Linked DNA regions of Mus musculus: region 1 is linked to region 2. Evidence: chromatin contacts called from ENCODE Hi-C data. All regions are on one chromosome and are shown on one strand. Each heading gives the region's core, a stretch centred on a gene start or an enhancer-like site at or near the end of the contact. The rest is flanking DNA. Distances are from core to core; before and after follow the strand shown.

Region 1 (2,700 bases), core at 162-2,661, about 14 Mb after region 2:
TTTATATACATGTTGCTATGCTTGTTTTAAAGAAGAATAATATTGAAACATGAAACAATTAATGACACTCAAAATTATAGTTAGTATGCAGAATGACTGTGATATGAACAAAGAAGTAAAAAATGCCTTTTATAAAATAACTAAAAAGAAATATATTTCAAATGCATACAAATATAGAGATTTGAACAAAAATGAATTTAAGCATGTGTTTATTTATTGTATGTATACATGTTTGTACATGAATGTGGGTATTTGCATGTGAAGGCTTGTGAGAGGAAAATTAGAAAATGGCAGGAATCATTTCTTAAAATTGTTTTAAAGCAGGGTATCTTATTTTTCTGCTGCTGTGATGAACATATGAACTTCTGGCAAATCCTCATGTCTCCCATCTTACTGGAGGAGTATTGGGATTACAGATATGGTCCACTATCCCCACATGTGGCCTTATTGCGTTTTTAATTATATAGGCTCCAGTGATAAACCTTGGGCTACATGGCTTGGATCACAAGCCTTTTACCAACTGAATTGTTTCCCAGCCCAACAAAAACAAATTTAAGACAAGAATTAGAAGAATTGGCCATTGAGGTTACTTTTCATAAGTGATAATATAAAGGAATTTAAAGATTTGAATGGGGCAGCTGAGGTGATAGACAGTAGATCTAGTGAGTCATATTTCAGAATAAAGGAGGCAGAAGGGAAATGTGTACATTTGTGTGTGCTGATAACACTGAGCAATTAGAAATTGATACACATAGTCTACAAGGATTTAAACATTTGGAACTCTGCTGTTTCTCTAAGTTGAAAAGTCCTTTATATAGATATTTTTAAACAGCATGTCCACAATCTACAAATATCTTAGGCCTGAAATTCTAACAACTTACTTAAACCTTCTGCCTTGTTCTTCTATGATGCTTTTTATCTTGCCATAGGATGGGCTGGAGAACCTGGAAACAACAAAAGAAGTCCTGACATGACATCTTATCACCCAGGTTTTGTGAAATGTTCCAGGTTCCACGAGATTCCTGGTCTTATTCTCATTGTGAGAAAGATAGATGTATCAAAGTGCCTCAGCCCTATCTAAAACACAGACCTACTGCACTCTGCCTGTGCTACCTTGTTCAAGTGGTTTGGAGGAACTCTGTTTTCTCCAAATTGGTGTTAATCTATACTATATAATATGTTGTCACTACTAAATACCATCATGTCAAGCTAATGGTATTACTGCTGAAGCATTTTTAAAGAAAATATACCAAAATCCAGAGAATAGCTAACCTGAATTAACCAGCCATTAATTAAGCAACATTCCCTAGGTACACTGCTAATCTCTCAATACTACAACCATGCTGAGACGACATTATACAGAGAGAAAACAAGAACTTTGTCTCTGTATTACTTCTAACTCTCTATTGTTTCCTCCATTGTGACTATCCCTGAAATTGGATATTTTACAGGATATTCTAAAGTTAGAATTTTAACTGTTAATACTAATATGTGGATCAATAATCAGAGCTCAGTAGATGACTTCATCTTATTGGGATTTTCTGACCGGCCTTGGCTGGAGACACCTCTCTTTGTAATTTTTCTGGTGGCCTACATCTTTGCCTTATTTGGTAATATCTCCATTATCCTAGTTTCCCGCCTAGACCCCCAGCTTGACAGCCCCATGTACTTTTTTGTCTCCAACCTTTCTCTTCTGGACCTCTGCTATACTACGAGCACTGTCCCTCAGATGTTGGTCAACCTTAGAGGGCCTGAAAAGACCATCAGCTATGGTGGCTGTGTGGCCCAGCTCTATATTTTCTTGGCTTTGGGCTCAACTGAATGTATCCTTCTGGCCATCATGGCCTTTGACCGTTTTGCTGCCATTTGCAGGCCCCTTCACTATCCTATCATCATGAACCAGAAACGATGCATTCATATGGCCACAGGAACCTGGATTAGCGGATTTGCAAACTCTCTTGTGCAGTCCACCCTCACTGTGGTAGCCCCCAGGTGTGGACAGAGGGTAATAGACCATTTCTTCTGTGAAGTCCCAGCCCTTTTGAAACTAGCTTGCACTGACACAAGTGTGAATGAAGCTGAGCTTAATGTTCTTGGAGCTTTGCTGCTCTTGGTGCCTCTCAGCCTCATCCTGGGTACCTATGTGTTCATTGCTCAAGCAGTACTGAAACTCCGTTCTGCTGAGAGTCGCCGGAAGGCATTTAATACCTGTGCTTCACATCTGCTGGTGGTCTCCCTCTTCTATTTCACAGCTATCAGTATGTATGTTCAGCCTCCCTCAAGCTACTCTCATGAAAGGGGCAAGATCATGGCTCTGTTCTATGGCATTGTCACACCTACCCTCAACCCATTCATCTACACTTTGAGGAATAAGGATGTTAAGGCTGCCCTGAGGAGGGCACTAACAAAGGAGTTTTGGGTCAAGGCAAGGCAATAGCTAGAGAAAGATCAAAGAAGCAAGAATTAACAGATTTGCTTCTCAAAGACAATTCTGGACTTGGAATTCATGAGGAATCAAATGCCACAGAGATCACAAGAGTAATCCAAGAAGGGAACAGTAAACTATTAGTTAAACATATACTGCATTTACATGCTTATAAAAGTGCAATAGATCTTTCATTGTGGCAATAACCTTATGGGATGCTTGAGCTGAAGCAAGACTGAGCACTGTGATTGAAGGATTCATACAACAACACATAG
Region 2 (2,766 bases), core at 54-2,553:
TTCTGAGTTTGAGGCCAGCCTGGTCTACAAAGTGAGTTCCAGGACAGCAAGGTCTATACAGAGAAACCCTGTCTCGAAAAAACAAACAAACAAACAAAAACCGGGAAAACTGTGGGAGAACCTTACATGAAATTTGGAACAAGACAACAGACCTCCTGCTAAGATAGAAGGTGGAAGGGTGAGGACAGAAGCCAGTCCACAGCAACAGCAGCTCTTTCTGAAAGGCTTTTTCATGTGAGTCACACAGCATAAGCAGGTTAGGGAGGAAGAGCTAGACAAGAGACAATGGCTGTGGCAGAATTCCAGGCGACCTTAGTTCAGGAGACCCAGAGGCTGCCTACAGGGCGTTGGGAGGGCGTGGCAGATGAGAACCGGGGCAGGAAACGTGAGGACAACCGCACTGGCAGTTGCAGAGACCAGGCAGAACCCAACTGAAAGTGAGGCGGATCCCCCTCGGACCCAAGTCCAGGAAGCCCAGATTCGGGTGAAGGAAGTGGTCCTTTCCTGAGGGCCCCTTTGCTCAGGGGTAGAACGGCCTCATCTCACCTTGTGATAAACCTCTGGTGGGGAGGTGACCAGGGTGGGACAGAAGGAGGTGACACCGTGGGACAGGAGCCTCCGGGCCACTAGGGCGACCCCCGAACCCACGTCCTCCGTAGCCTTGGAGAAGTCAACACCAAATCCACCTGTGGCCACAGAAAACAAGGGGGGTAGCACAGTGCTCGGAGCTCCTGCCCTGGGTTCCCTGGCCCGAGCCAGGCCGCACCGTTGATCTGCACATCGATAAAGCCAGGCGCCAGGATGCGGCCTCCGCAGTCCCGCTGCTCATCAGCCACACGCCTCTCCTCAAAAAACAGCTTTTCTGGGTCCAGGATTCGGCCCCCGCGCACCCACAGATCCTCCCTGAGGGCAGAGTAGTAGGCACTTGGATCACCACCAGGCCCTGGAACCAAACCCTAGTTCTATCTCGCACCCAGCTTGTCCCTGCACCCACTATTCTTCTTGGTCCCGGCCACACACCCACGATAGTCCCGCCCTCCACATTCCTGCCCCTTTCAGGGCTTATGCCCTACACTATCCCCATCTCTGCACCCCGCACTGGCGTATCATCAGCTCTATACCCAGCCTAAGCCTGCACCATGCAGCCCAGACCTGAGGAGCGTGCCGCCACGCAGGATGCGGCAGTTGGTGAACTGGAGCACCGGGGCCCCCGCTGCGCACTGCCCGCTACGCATCGTGAGTCGCGCCGAACCCAGCAAGCTTTGGGCGCAAGCCGGCAGAGCCCGGAGCAGCCGTAATCGGAAGCGGGGCCAGGTCGCATCACGTGACTCTCAGCTGAAGGGGCTGTCACGTGGCCGCGGTGCTCACGTGGTGGCGACCACATGATGACAAACCCTGCCAGGCCCGCCCACAGAAGCGCCAGAACACAAGCCAGTCACATCCGAGAACTTTTATTGGACACAGCTGGGAGCCAGCTCTGAGGAGCAGTAGCACTCTATCCTCCACCCTGGCTGTTCAGGGCAGGGGGAAGGGTGGCTCCATCCAAGGAGTCTCAGCAACAGGAACCCCACAAGGCAACAGTCTACTAATGATTACTATATAGTTGGGAGACAGGAGCTGCTCCACAGACGCATGAATAGGTCAAATCTTTTATAAATAAACATCCAGTGAAGAGAAAAATGACAACTCTAGTTCATTCTTATACACAGGAGCACTCTAGGGCGATGGGTGGGGTAACCAGAGGCTGACTTCGTCACTGGTCAGGGGCCTGGGTGGGAGATGAGTGGGCCCGTATGTCCACAGCACGGTGCAGTAGGGGCAAGGCGGGGGCGACAGACAATGGGCACTAGGACACTGCACATTTACAAGACCAACTACTGAGGGGCAGCTGCCCGTGCATGTGTCAGGCTGTTCGTTCTGGAATGAGGAGGGGTGATCTTTACATCCTATCCTGTGACTGATGGTGGAAAAGGACTACTTTGTGGAGAGGATTAGGGCCACGATGAGACCGTAGAGGCCAAGCACCTCCGCAAAGATGAGGATCAGGATCATGCCCACGAACAGTCGAGGCTGCTGGGCAGTGCCCCGAACACCAGCATCTCCGACGATGCCAATGGCAAAGCCAGCAGCCAGGCCACTCAGCCCCACACTCAGGCCAGCACCCAGTTGAAGAAAACTCCTGGGGAGAGAAGAGACACAGGTTGTCAGCAATCTGCCTGTCCACAGGACAATGAAGCACTTCACCTGGGAGGAAAGGCCCAGCACTCACCTGTAGAGGGTGATGCCATCAGTCAGGGAGTTAGCGATAAGTACTGCCACCACCAGGCCGTAGATGGCGATGATCCCAGCCATAACCACTGGGATGATGGACTTCATGATCAGCTCTGGCCTCATGACTGACATGGCTGCGATGCCAGTGCCACTCTTGGCTGTGCCATAGGCGGCTCCCATGGCTGTGGGAGGAGAGAGTAAGTGAGCCCAGAGCAGCTTTTTCCATTCTGCTCCCCAGGTTCCCACCCATTACAAGAACTGAGGCGGGCAGCCAAGCAAGAGCAGCAGCCACTTCTCTTCCCACTAGCAGAGCCATACCTCCAACCTCCTGCTCTACTTCCGCCTGCAGTTCTTCCTGTGGTCATGGGGGCTCGTTTGCTGTGAAACCAGACTTTGTTCCCTAGCACTCCCCTTCCCTAGCTTGTGATCTCTGGCAACATAGTCACGTGGAAGAGGCGGCTGGGCCAAGGAGAGCCTTGCTCGAGACTCTGGCAA

Evidence for each region. Hi-C counts contacts between places; a loop is a spot of excess contacts on that map.
Region 1: a loop to region 2 is called in a map of T-helper 17 cell, with 542 times the contacts of the local background. The contact joins the promoter of Olfr124 here to the promoter of Amdhd2 in region 2. A Hi-C loop is called at or near these places in 5 of 37 maps with a recorded cell type or tissue (T-helper 1 cell, T-helper 17 cell, T-helper 2 cell and 1 more).

The regions. Positions count from the first base shown.
Region 1 is chr17:37,803,658-37,806,357 of GRCm38, forward strand. Olfr124 (olfactory receptor 124) reads left to right here and starts at 1,412. Exons shown (of 1, transcript NM_147062.2): 1 at 1,412-2,533. The coding sequence starts at 1,490. The coding sequence ends at 2,437.
Region 2 is chr17:24,162,430-24,165,195 of GRCm38, forward strand. Amdhd2 (amidohydrolase domain containing 2) reads right to left here and starts at 1,304. Exons shown (of 11, transcript NM_172935.4): 1 at 1,153-1,304; 2 at 767-903; 3 at 547-686. The coding sequence starts at 1,235. Atp6v0c (ATPase, H+ transporting, lysosomal V0 subunit C) reads right to left here. Exons shown (of 3, transcript NM_009729.4): 2 at 2,270-2,453; 3 at 1,436-2,179. The coding sequence ends at 1,975.